3 separate regions of the Homo sapiens genome follow, and all the other regions are linked to region 1. The links are chromatin loops, found by intact Hi-C in ENCODE. Cell type or tissue: IMR-90. All regions are shown on one strand.

Region 1 (4,000 bases):
ATTTGCAGAATGTTTTGTAAGAAACTGCCACAGTTTTGTAAGAAACTGCCAAACTACCTTCCCAAGTGGTTGCATCACTTTGCAAACTAAAATCTCTCTAACCGTGAGATCTATTAGTCATGCTCCTTGGTATTTACTCAAAGGATTTGAAAACTTCAGCCTACACAACAACCTGCACACAGATGTTTATAGCAGCTTTGTTTATCATTGCCAACACTTGGAAGCAACCAAGACATCCTTTAGTAGGCAAATGAATACACCAGTGGTGCATCCAGACAGTGGAATATGATTCAGCACTACAAAGAAATGAGCTGTCAAACCATGAAGTGATGCGGAGGAACCTTGAATGCGTGTTACTTAGTGAAAGAGGCCAGCCTGAAAAGGCTGCATGCTATACGATTCCAACTATATGACATTCTGGAAAAGACAAAACTATAAAAATAGTATAAAGATCAGTGGTTGCCAAGAGTTGGGCGGAGAGATGGATGTGTAGGTGGATCACAGAGTACTTTTACTACAGGGAAAATACTCCGGGTGATGCTGTAATGGTGGATGCGTGTCATTACACATTTGCCCAAACCACAGAGTACAGCACCGAGCGTGAGCCCTGCTGTGAACTCTGGACCTGGGGGGTGGTGATGTGCCCACATGGGTTTGGTTGTGACTCATGTACTGCTCTGGTGGCGGGCTGTGGGGGATGGGCCGTGGGGGATGGGGGTATATAGGAAATCTCTGTGTTTTGTGCTCAGTTTGCTGCTCTAAAAAATAAAACCTAAACAAAGCAGTCGGAGTCCCTGAAGACTGTCCTGTGACAGAGCAGGAAGGGCTCCCTTAGCTCTGAGGGAAAGCGCTGGTTATGTATTTGCTCTTCTCCCAAGAACACACAGTCTAATTTTGATCCTCTTTACAGACGGGATGAAGGGCATGTTCATCAAGTAAGCGGATGCAGGTGCAGAGACCACACCTGGCACGACACTGCCGTTGGGCACCCCAAGGCCGAGGCCGGCAGCCACTGTTGTCCCCAGAGTCCATCTGGTTTCTAGAGTGGAAAATGGAAAGGGGTCAAACCGCCCACGCAGCCCTGAAGTCCTTGATGGTAGTGTAGATTCTACAGTCTTCCCCAGGTGCTATCTTGGCTGAGGTGGGGAAGGCTCCTGGGGACTGTACTTGGCCTTTTCTGCCTTAATATCCTGCTCAAGGCCGGGGCCAGAGGGCTTGTCTGGCAGCTGCTGGGCGCCTCTGTCCAGTGCTGTACCAGAACGTCTAGCAGATGGGTGTGCGGGCACAGGGCCTCTGCCAGATGGACTCGGGCCAAGCTCCGTCTGTCATGTTAATTGTGGGTCCATGATGGTGTCTGAGTCCCCTGGAGTGGGCAGGAGCTCAGGCCCCAGACCCAGCCATTGTCTGAAGGTCCAGGGCCTGGCCACTCACTCTGCCCATCATGCTGTCACTCCAGGCAGTTACTCAGGCCCGCTGGGGAAGGTGGGGTGAATGTTTGCTCTACACCGCAGGACTGTTGCGGGTCTTCCCTGGAGACTGGGTCTCCGTTTCAGCCACTGGCTCTGACCCATGGACCAGCTCAGACCTCATCTCCTCTGAAGGGAGTGGCGCTGGCCTTTTCCTGGCTCTCGGCTATGTGTGGGATGATGCTGGCCTTCTCCCGGCTGTCAGGTGTTTTTGGTGTGTCCATGTCAAGTGTATCCGTCCTGGGAACACCCAGTCCGGCTGCCATGGCAGTGGGCACCACGGGCCAGCACACCTTTGCTGCCTGTGAGGTCGTTGCGCCTACCTGGCCCCATGGGCCCCATTTTATCTCGTCGCTTTGCTGTCTGGGAACTTTGTCACCCACGGATAGGAGTGCCAGGCCCAGGAGGATGTCACGCAGTGTTGGCACTTCAGCTTGGCTGCTGTTCTCCCACAATCCTTGTGAGGGCCTGTGATGACCCAGGTCAGGATAGGACAGGTGGCTTGGGTTCTGCGGGCCACACGGTCTGCAGTGTGCGTGGCCTTGACCTGGTGCTGGAAGGCAGCTGCAGACCACGAGTCAAGGAGGGGGTGAGACTGTGCTCCGGGGAAACGTGGATTGTGGATATGGGCAGCCAGCGGGGCCTGCAGACCCCTGGGTTAGAGCCAAGCCCCAGAGGCACCTTGGTTTCTGAGAAGCCAGAGGAGGGAGTTCCTGGGACCTGGGGGATGACCATGGACCTCTGCTGCCACCTCGTGGCAGGGCTGACGTATCTGAGCCACGTCCTTTTCTCCCGGTTTAGAAATATCCTGGTGGGAGGCGCTTTTTCATCCTTGCAGCAGACAGGCAGCTCTGTTGGCCACACGATCTGGGCTGTGTGCCCCGCCTTCAGCAGAGGCCCTCAGGACCCTGCGGGATACAGCCTCGAGAGGACAGAGCCTCAGACTCTGAAGGCCACAGCAGTGATAGCACACCTGTGTCTGAGGAGTGCGTTCTGAGAGGAGACCCGGCCCCTCGTCCTTGTCCATCCATGTGGCTTCTGCAAAGCACCCTTGTCTTGCAGAGCCAGCGAGCCTGGCGTTGTGACCTGGGCTAACTTGGTACCTTTTCTCTTTTTAGAGGCAGAATCCTTTCTTGAGAACAGCATCTTTCAACTCTTGACCTGCTCCCCCTTCCCGGTTCCCACTTTTTGCCTGGCAGGCTGGGAGGGACCCCCTCTCCTGTGCAGCCTCTCCCTAATCCTGGATTCCGCAGGGGCTCCAAGACCCTCAGGGTCGCCAGTGACTCCTGGGTCACACTGGCCCAGCACACACTGAGCTCCAGCCTGATGTCCAGCCCAGGAGGTCCTCAACTGAGGTCCAGTACCCCCCTGCACCACGCTGTGGGCCCCGCACCCTCCCCCAACTCTTTTCTACAACACTCTTCCCCCTGCACCGTGCTGTGGGCCCCGCACCTTCCCCCAACTCTTTTCTAGAACACTCTTCCCCCTGCACCACGCTGTGGGCCCTGTGCCTTCCCCTAACTCATTTCTAGAATACTCTTCCCTGCCTGCACCCTGCTGTGGGCCCCGCCCCCTCCCCTAACTCATTTCTAGAACTCTCTTCCTCACCTGTCTCCCTGGTTCTTGTTCTGGCTTCTCCACGGGACCCTCCTGTCCTCCCGTGTGATGCTGACTGCTCGTGACATGTTGCAGCCTGTCTCTGCTCCCTTCCCTGCTCTTGTCACTTCTTGCTGGTGCTCTGTGGCTGTCATGCAGACTGGGGTTGGGGTTCTGTTCCCTCTACTGTACTGGAGCTCCAGGTCATGGGAGGCAGCAGAGCCCAGCCCTGGCCCTTCGAGCTTCCGTCCTGCAAGCACCGGCAGTGTCAGGGAGGCACCGCCCAGGGGAGGCTCCTCCTTAGGGTGCATTGTCACTCGGCGTTTCCGACACCTGCTCTCATCATTTTCCTACCTTCTCTTTCCTGACAACTTAGCTATTTATCAGACCCCAAAATCATGAGCCTTGAGAAATGATATTCCACATGCTCATCCTCTGGAGGACACCTGGAACTGAGCTTGCTTCCCTGCTCACCCTGGGAAGTGGTTTCACAATGTCCCTCAACGTGTGACTATCACCCATAGCCTCCGGTATCTCTCTGTGTTCAGTGTGAGGCCATTTGCTCGTTTGACCCTTTTGAAGGTCAGGAGAAGCTGGCAGGACTCCTGCAGGCACAGGCACCGGCACCGTCATCCTGGGAGCCATCGGGGTCCTCAGCCCCCACTGCAGCCTGAGCCTTTCCTCTGGCCGCACTGTCCATTTCTTTAGCTCCTCTTTTGCCTTTTCTGGGGCCTTCTCCGGTGTTCTGCGTTCTTTTAAATGTTTCATGGTTAAAACTGGACACATCCCCCAAGAAGCTATAAATCAACCATAGCAAGAACTGATCTCTTTCCAGGTGACTATAAAAATGATTTTTTAAAAATGGTTCTTTAAAAATTGTCAGTTAAGCAGATAACAGACCCAAGACAGGGCCAGGAGAGTGAGGGGCGGATATGGCA
Region 2 (4,000 bases), 100 kb after region 1:
GCTCAGGAGTTTGAGACAAGCCTGGCCAACATGGCGAGACCCCGTCTCTACCAAAAATACAAAAAAATTTAGCCAGACGTGGTGGCACACGCCTGTAGTCCCAGCTACCCGGGAGGCTGAGGCGAGAGGATTGCCTGAGCCCGGGAGGTGGAGGTTGCAGTGAGCCAAGATCATCCCTCTGCACTCCAGCCTGGGCGACAGAACGAGACCCGTTTCAAAAAAAAAAGGAGTCATCGGCACTGATCTGCCTTCGCCTGCTTTTCTCCAGCTCCTCACACGCCACATGCATCATTTTACCCACGTCCTCCTCGAGGCTTACTGTGCTCTGGATGTGCAGGTGTTTTGAAGAGGCACAGAGCTGCTCGACAGGGTGAAGGACTTAGGAGGACTGAAGTCAGGCTCTCCAGTATGGCCACTCGGCAGCCCTGGAGACTATCCATGTGCCTCTGTGTGTCCTGCCTGGGTCAGACCAAGTGCAGTTTCAGAAATGAGAAAGAGAAACAGCACCTGAGACCTGGGACCTGAGAGCAGAGCCGAGAGCGCCCACACCTGGACAGACTGCTTGACTCTCACCCAGCACGTCTGCACCTTTAATTACAGCGGGGAAGTTACACCAGGAAGGAATTGTTTTTTCTGGAAGAAATGAGTGAACTTCAAAAATACCCTCATAGGCCAGGTACAGTGGCTCTCTCCTGCGATCCCAGCACTTTGAGAGGCCAAGATGGGAGGATTGCTTGAGCCCAGGAGTTGGAGACCAGGTTGGACAAAAGAGCAAGACCCCATTTCTACAAAAAAATACAGAAATTAACTGGGTGTGGTGGCACACACCTGGAGTCCCAGCTACTCAGGAGGCTAAGGTGGGGCAGTTACCTGAGCTCCGGCAGTCGAGACTGTAGTGAGCAGAGATTGCACCACTGCACTCCAGCCTGGGCGACAGAGCAAGACCCTGTCTCAAAAAAAGAAAAAATACCCTCATATATACAAATCTTTATTTCTAGTCTTCCAGCTCTCCTAATCACTCCCTTACTTAACGTCCCCATCATTTAAAGGGGATGTTGAAAGCAAGCAAAAATAAAAACATGTTAGAGTTGACGAAGAGTTTGCCATGTAGGCGATTTTAGATGAGCCTTTGCACCAACCCTGTGAGGCAGATCTCAGGACCGTGGGGCCAGTTCCACACACGAGGAAGTGGAAGCTCTGAGAGGTGCCTTGGCCAGAGCTAATGAGCCAGGGAATGGGAGGGCTTGGCACAGCCGCCCAGGCAGCTGGACGTGAGTGGCAGATGTGCAGCAACGCTGGGAATCAAGCGGACACCAGTGTCTACTAAGAAGCTGGTTCTTCAGTGAAAGAGTCGTGGGGAAATTGTAGAAATGTGTCGTTGTAAGTGGGAGCCAGGGATGGGAGGCACGACCAGATCCTGTGCTGGATGCGGCCCTTCATCCCAGCTGTGCAATCCCCGGGACTCTGTCGGTGCCACGCATTTCCCCTGGACACATGAAGGGCACGCGTGGGCTCTTGTGACAATCTCATGCACTTGCAGAGATTTGGGCAGATTGTTGCAGAGTGCTTTCTCCTCCCACTTGTTCTGTGTCTCCCTCTGGAACCCTGTGGGGAGGTGGGTGAGGGGTCCCCTCACTGTAGTGAGAGAGTAGTCAATGCCGCATGCTCTGGGCACATGCCGAGGGGCCCAGCCTCTCTCACTCTGAAGCCTGGCACCTTCCAAGACCTTGCAGCTGCAAGTGGTGCAGCGGCTTGCCCATGGCCCCACCTGCTGTCAGAGCTGTGCTACTGCAGCCACTCCTTTCATGAAACAAGAGGCCCAGGCAACCCTCACTGCTGGCTGGAGTTCCATCTTTCCTTGCTTGGAACACCGCACCCTCTGCAGGGCCCCAGTGGCACGGCTCTCACATGCTGTTCCTCCCAGCTTGCCCTTCTCAGAACGAGACTTTGCATCTTTACAGGACCCTCGGGCGACTCACTGGCCCGTGGAGGTCTGAGAAACACTAGTCAGGAGGCCTGAGAAGGAAGAACATGCATCCAGTTGGAAGCCCAGGGGAGACATGGAATGGAGAGAGAAAATTCCAAGAGACACACAGAGAACCTTCCAAAATTAGAGAAACCATCAACAATTCCCAAACAGGATAAACAAATAATACAAATAAACTCGACCTGGAACAGTTGAGTGGATAGAAACAGCACACGTAAGATCGGGTGTGCACGAGGAGATGCGAACACCGGGAACAGTCGAGTGGGTAGAAACAGCACACGTAAGATCGGGTGTGCACGAGGAGATGCGAACACCGGGAACAGTCGAGTGGGTAGAAACAGCACACGTAAGATCAGGTGTGCACGAGGAGATGCGAACACCGGGAACAGTCGAGTGGATAGAAACAGCACACGTAAGATCGGGTGTGCACGAGGAGATGCGAACACCGGGAACAGTCGAGTGGGTAGAAACAGCACACGTAAGATCGGGTGTGCACGAGGAGATGTGAACACCGGGAACAGTCGAGTGGGTAGAAACAGCACACGTAAGGTCGGGTGTGCACGAGGAGATGTGAACACTGGGAACAGTCGCGTGGGTAGAAACAGCACACGTAAGGTCGGGTGTGCACGAGGAGATGTGAACACTGGGAACAGTCGCGTGGATAGAAACAGCACACGTAAGATCGGGTGTGCGTGAGGAGATGCGAACACCGGGAACAGTCGCGTGGGTAGAAACAGCACACGTAAGATCGGGTGTGCGTGAGGAGATGCGAACACCGGGAACAGTCGAGTGGATAGAAACAGCACACGTAAGATCGGGTGTGCACGAGGAGATGCGAACACCGGGAACAGTCGCGTGGGTAGAAACAGCACACGTAAGATCGGGTGTGCGTGAGGAGATGCGAACACCGGGAACAGTCGAGTGGATAGAAACAGCACACGTAAGATCGGGTGTGCGTGAGGAGATGCGAACACCGGGAACAGTCGAGTGGATAGAAACAGCACACGTAAGATCGGGTGTGCGTGAGGAGATGCGAACACCGGGAACAGTCGAGTGGGTAGAAACAGCACACGTAAGATCGGGTGTGCGTGAGGAGATGCGAACACCGGGAACAGTCGAGTGGATAGAAACAGCACACGTAAGATCGGGTGTGCACGAGGAGATGTGAACACCGGGAACGGTCGAGTGGGTAGAAACAGCACACGTAAGATCGGGTGTGCGTGAGGAGATGCGAACACCGGGAACAGTCGTGTGGGTAGAAACAGCACACGTAAGATCGGGTGTGCACGAGGAGATGTGAACACCGGGAACAGTCGAGTGGGTAGAAACAGCACACGTAAGGTCGGGTGTGCGTGAGGAGATGCGAACACCGGGAACAGTCGTGTGGGTAGAAACAGCACACGTAAGATCGGGTGTGCACGAGGAGATGCGAACACCGGGAACAGTCGAGTGGGTAGAAACAGCACACGTAAGATCGGGTGTGCGTGAGGAGATGCGAACACCGGGAACAGTCGCGTGGGTAGAAACAGCACACGTAAGATCGGGTGTGCGTGAGGAGATGCGAACACCAGGAACAGTCGAGTGGGTAGAAACAGCACACGTAAGGTCGGGTGTGCGTGAGGAGATGCGAACACCCGCAGGTCTCTGTCTCATTCCACTAGAGGGAGAAGACACTGAGTGTAGACTCTCAACGCACATGTTAAAGTTTCAATGACCACTAACAACAAAGAAGTCCGATATGTAACCTCTGTGACAGGAAACAAGTGAGGGGAAAAATTATTAATCCAACAGAAGAAAAGGAGTGAAATAAAAAAGAAACTCTGGAAAAGCAGGACAATTAGAAAACAAGTGTCAAAAATTAGTCTAAATATGTGGATGATTGTGATCAAAGTAAAATTATGAAATTCCAGTTAAGAAGCAAAGGCTGCCAGACTATATTTTTAAGCTGAACAAATAGGCAAGCAAACAAGCAAAAAATAATTTTTTTGTTTTTTTTTCTTTCAAGAGACACAC
Region 3 (4,000 bases), 60 kb after region 1:
CTCTTGGCCTTAGACAGGATGCAAGTGCAGTAAGTTTCTGGCACTGTGGCAAAAGCCAGGCCCTGGTCAGAAAGCCCTGGAGATCACAGAGAGGGGCGAGTTTGAAAAGGGGATTTCATGAAGTTGTGTGTGCATTCCTGGGCACTGCCTGCCCTCTCTACGTCTGGGTCTGACCACAGACAGTACAGCAAAGGCTTTGACAAGGGGACTGCAGGGTTGATGGCCCCCAGGTCCCAGCCGGGCACTGGGTGGCACACACGTGGCACAGAGCTAAACAGCGGTGCAGAAGCTCTCAGAACAGAACAGACATTGGAGCCACAGCCCACAGAGGCTTTGGAACTAACTAGAACCACTGCCCGATAAAATAAAAATGTCGTGGTTCTGCATAAGATTTAAGTGATAACTGGAGTGTTACGACAATATTCAAACAGACCAGAGGACAACTCGACGTCCGTACTCAGCATAGGAAGAAATAGGAACCCTCAGCCTCTCCAGCTGGGAAATGAGCAACACACACCAACCTGGGATCCTTCCTGGTGGAGGATCCACAAGATCTTCAGAGCAGCTGCGCCACCGTGCTCCAGGAGGAAGGGTGAGCCCTCTCAAAATGAATGGAAAAATAGGAACTCTACGCAGGGAAAGCGAAGGTTTTGTTTGTTTGTTTGTTTGAGTGAGACAGGGTCTCACTCTGTCACCCAGGCTGGAGTGCAGTGGTGCAATCTCAGCTCACTGCAGCCTCCATCTCCCAGGCTCAAGCGATCCTCCCATCTCAGCCTCCCAGCAGCTGCAACCACAGGTGCAGCCACCACACCTGGCTAATTTTTAAAATTTTTCGTAGAGATGAGGTCTCTCTGTGTTGCCCGGGCTGGTCCTAAACTCCTACACTCAAGCGATCTGCCTACCTCAGCCTCCCAAAGTACCGGGTTTACAAGCGTTAGCCACTGCGCCTGGCCAAGGAAATAGATTTAAAGAATAAAATGGAAATTTTAGAACTAAAAAATCTAATAACCAGAATGAAAAATTCATGATGTAGACTCAATAACAATGGAAGTGACAGGGCACAGCGTCAGCAAACACGAGGACAGCTCAGTACAAATGATCCATGCCGAGTGATAGAAAAAGGACTGGGAGAAATGAATGGAGCTTCCGAGACCTGCAGACAATGCAGACACCACAGTACACGTGGTTTTTATGTGCACATGGGATGTTCCCCAAGGCAGGTCATATTCCATGTAAAAAACTAAAGCCTAACAAATTTAAAATAATTTAAATCATATAAAATGTATTTTCTGGCCACAGTAGAATTAAACTATAAATCAATAACCAGAGATAACTGGAAATTTTCCAAATACTTGAAAATCAAAACACACACCTCTAAATAATGCCCTAGTCAAAGAGGAAGTATAAAAAAATTAGAAAATACTTTGAAGTAAGAGAAAATGAAAAAAAACCTATAGGATACTAGTAAATCAGTGCCTCTAGAGAAATTTATAGCATGACAGCATCCATTAGAAAAGAAGAAAGGTCTTCAAACAATAATGTAAGCTTCCACTTGAAGAAACTTTAAAAAAAGAAAACAAAACAAGCAGAAGGGAGTAAATAATCAAGACCCAAACCCAATGAAATTAAAAACAGAACTAAGCCTCTTCACATTGGAGTAGTTCAAATAAAGGAAGGACAGAAACAATCATGGGTTTCAAGAGCTTGCAAAACGGTGGCAGTTCTCTGCTGTCTGCGTTTGTTGTGTGGCGTGAGAGTCCATCCTGGTTTCGTGGCATTTTTCTCTGCATCCTTTTTATTGACAAGACGTTCCTGTCGTGAGTGGTTTTCCTCTGGCCTCTTCTGGGAGCTGGTGGATTTGCAAGTCACGGCCAGCCTTCGAAAGCAGGACTGTTGCCTGGTTCCCCAGTTGCCCTCCTGGAAAGCTCTACCCTGCTGGCCCTGGGCCTCGGAGGGGAGGGGAGCGCCTGGGGCGCCGCGGTCCTGACCCCACACAACTTCTTCTGCCATGGCCCAAACCCAGCCCTGTGCCGCCTCTGTGGGCCACAGGGACCCCCACAGCAGACCCCCAGCAAACCCTCAGTGACTGTCTGAATGAAAAACGCAGGAGTGGGTGGTGTGGGAGAAAATAGGATTACGGTGCTTCTGAGTATTGAGTTTAGAAATCGCTGAATTTCAGAACGTTCCACGAGGCCGTGGAAATTGAGCTGGGCTCAGTGCTCATGGTGTGAATCTGTCTAATCCTTAAATACATACTGCGCCCCCTTGTGGGCCAAGAGTGGTGCTGGGAACTGGGGATTCAGTGGTGAACGGAGGAGACACGTGTGCCCTCTGCCCTCTCGGTGCCAGGGTGGCCCCAGGTGACTGCAGCAGGGCCAGGAGAGACGGGGTTGTAGGTACAGCCTGGTAGGCAATACCCTCCAGAAGAAGGTCCTGATAAGTGGGTGGGAGAACTCACCCTGTCCCTGCCACGGAAGCCAGGGAGCCAGCGGGAGGGCAGGGAGCAGTGACAAACAAGACCAAGGGGGTAGGTGCTGGGCTCTGGACGGGAGGCTCAGGGCCGGGGTTAAACAGCACAGCAGTGGGAAGGTACCCAGGGGCTTCAGCACGGGGTGAGTCCAAGCTTAGAAGCTCACTGGCAGCGTCAGGCAGCTCATGCCCAGCCAAGTGCTCCTGAGTGGACATGCCTGGGCCAGCTGCGGGCCACAGCTGTGGCTGCTTTCCTGGCTGGCCTTCATCAAGCTGAGCGAGTTCCCCTCTATTCCTGTTTTTTTCTGAGCATTTTAATTTTTATCGTGAGTTGGTATGGAGTTTTGTGACAGGCTTTTCTGCATGCATTGATATGATTGTGTGCTTTCTTTAGTCTGTTAATAAGGTAGATTACACAGACAGATTTTCCAACTCTGAGCCAGCCTTGCATCACAGGAAGAATGGTTATAGCATGTAATTCTTGTGGTATATTGCTGAATTCTATGTGTTCATGTTTTTTGTGTGTGAAATTATTAAATCAAGCTAATTAACATATCCATCACCTCACATACCTTTGTTTGTGGTGAGGTTCGAGTGATCCTCCCACCTGTCTCCCAGGAGTTGAGACCACAGGTGCACTCCACCACACCCAACTAATTTTTTCAACATTTTGTAGAGATGGGGTCTATTTTGCCCAGGCTGGTCTTGAACTCCTAGACTCCAGTGACCTGCCTACCTCAGGCAACAGCCTAGGCAACATAGAGAGACCCCATCTCTATAAAGAATTTAAAATCACTCTCAGCAATTTTCAAGTATACATTGTTCTTACCCATAGTCACTGTGCCACACAGCAGCTCCCCAGCCTGTTTGACTCCCGTCTAACTGAACTTGTGCCAGTGACCAACAGCTCCCATTTCCCCCAACCCCCCGCAGTCCCCGACAGCCACCTCCCACCCTCTGCTTCTGTGAGATGCACTTTTTTAGATTCCACATGTGAGATCATGCAGTATTTGTCTTTCTGTGCCCAGTTCATTTTACTTGTTATAATGTCCTCCAGGTTCATCCGCAGTGACACAGATGACATGGCTTCTTTCTGTGTGTATGTCTGTGTGTGACATTTTCTTTATCCGTTCGTCTCTCTATGAACACTTAGGCTGATTCCACCATATCTAGGCTGTTGTGAGTTGTGCCACAATCAACACGGGCCTGCATGTGTCTCCTCACTATAGTGACTTTGGGTATATGCCCTGAAGTGAGACTGCTGGATCCTGTGGTGGTTCTATTTCTAGTTTTTTGAGGAACTTCCGTACCGTTCTCCATAATGACTGTACTAAGTTTCCCATCAGCACTGTACAAGGGTTCCCTTTTGTCCACCTCCTCACCAACACTTAGCTTTTGTCTTTTTGATAATAGCCATTCTAACAGGTATGAGCCGATATCCCATTGTGGTTTGAATTTGCATTTTTCTGGTGATTAGTGATGTTGTGCACTTTTTCATATACCTGTTAGCCATTTGTATGTCTCCTTCTGA

Evidence for each region. Peaks named below come from ENCODE experiments on the same cell type or tissue, not always from the same donor. Only the 100,000 strongest peaks of a DNase experiment are listed, where the experiment ranks them.
Region 2: it touches region 1 in a loop (9-fold over the local background); 12 of 110 quality-filtered maps call a loop at or near these places.
Region 3: a loop joins it to region 1, with 2.3 times the contacts of the local background. A loop is called at or near these places in 6 of 110 quality-filtered maps.

Annotation. Positions count from the first base shown.
Region 1 is chr21:45,818,531-45,822,530 of GRCh38, forward strand. The region is part of intron 4 of PCBP3 (poly(rC) binding protein 3); the gene reads left to right. Among named protein-coding and RNA genes, the nearest start is that of PCBP3-AS1, 16 kb to the right of the region's middle. RefSeq lists an enhancer at 3,225-3,910. In IMR-90, CTCF peaks have their summits at 526 and 2,223 (motif pointing left); DNase peaks (open chromatin) are centred at 211, 571 and 2,241; H3K27ac peaks cover 488 bases.
Region 2 is chr21:45,921,602-45,925,601 of GRCh38, forward strand. All of the region lies in intron 13 of PCBP3 (poly(rC) binding protein 3), which reads left to right. Among named protein-coding and RNA genes, the nearest start is that of COL6A1, 58 kb to the right of the region's middle. In IMR-90, a CTCF peak has its summit at 1,772 (motif pointing left); a DNase peak (open chromatin) is centred at 1,780; H3K27ac peaks cover 615 bases.
Region 3 is chr21:45,878,332-45,882,331 of GRCh38, forward strand. All of the region lies in intron 5 of PCBP3 (poly(rC) binding protein 3), which reads left to right. Among named protein-coding and RNA genes, the nearest start is that of PCBP3-AS1, 44 kb to the left of the region's middle. RefSeq lists an enhancer at 2,244-3,048. In IMR-90, a CTCF peak has its summit at 2,270 (motif pointing left); no DNase peak of the experiment used is centred here.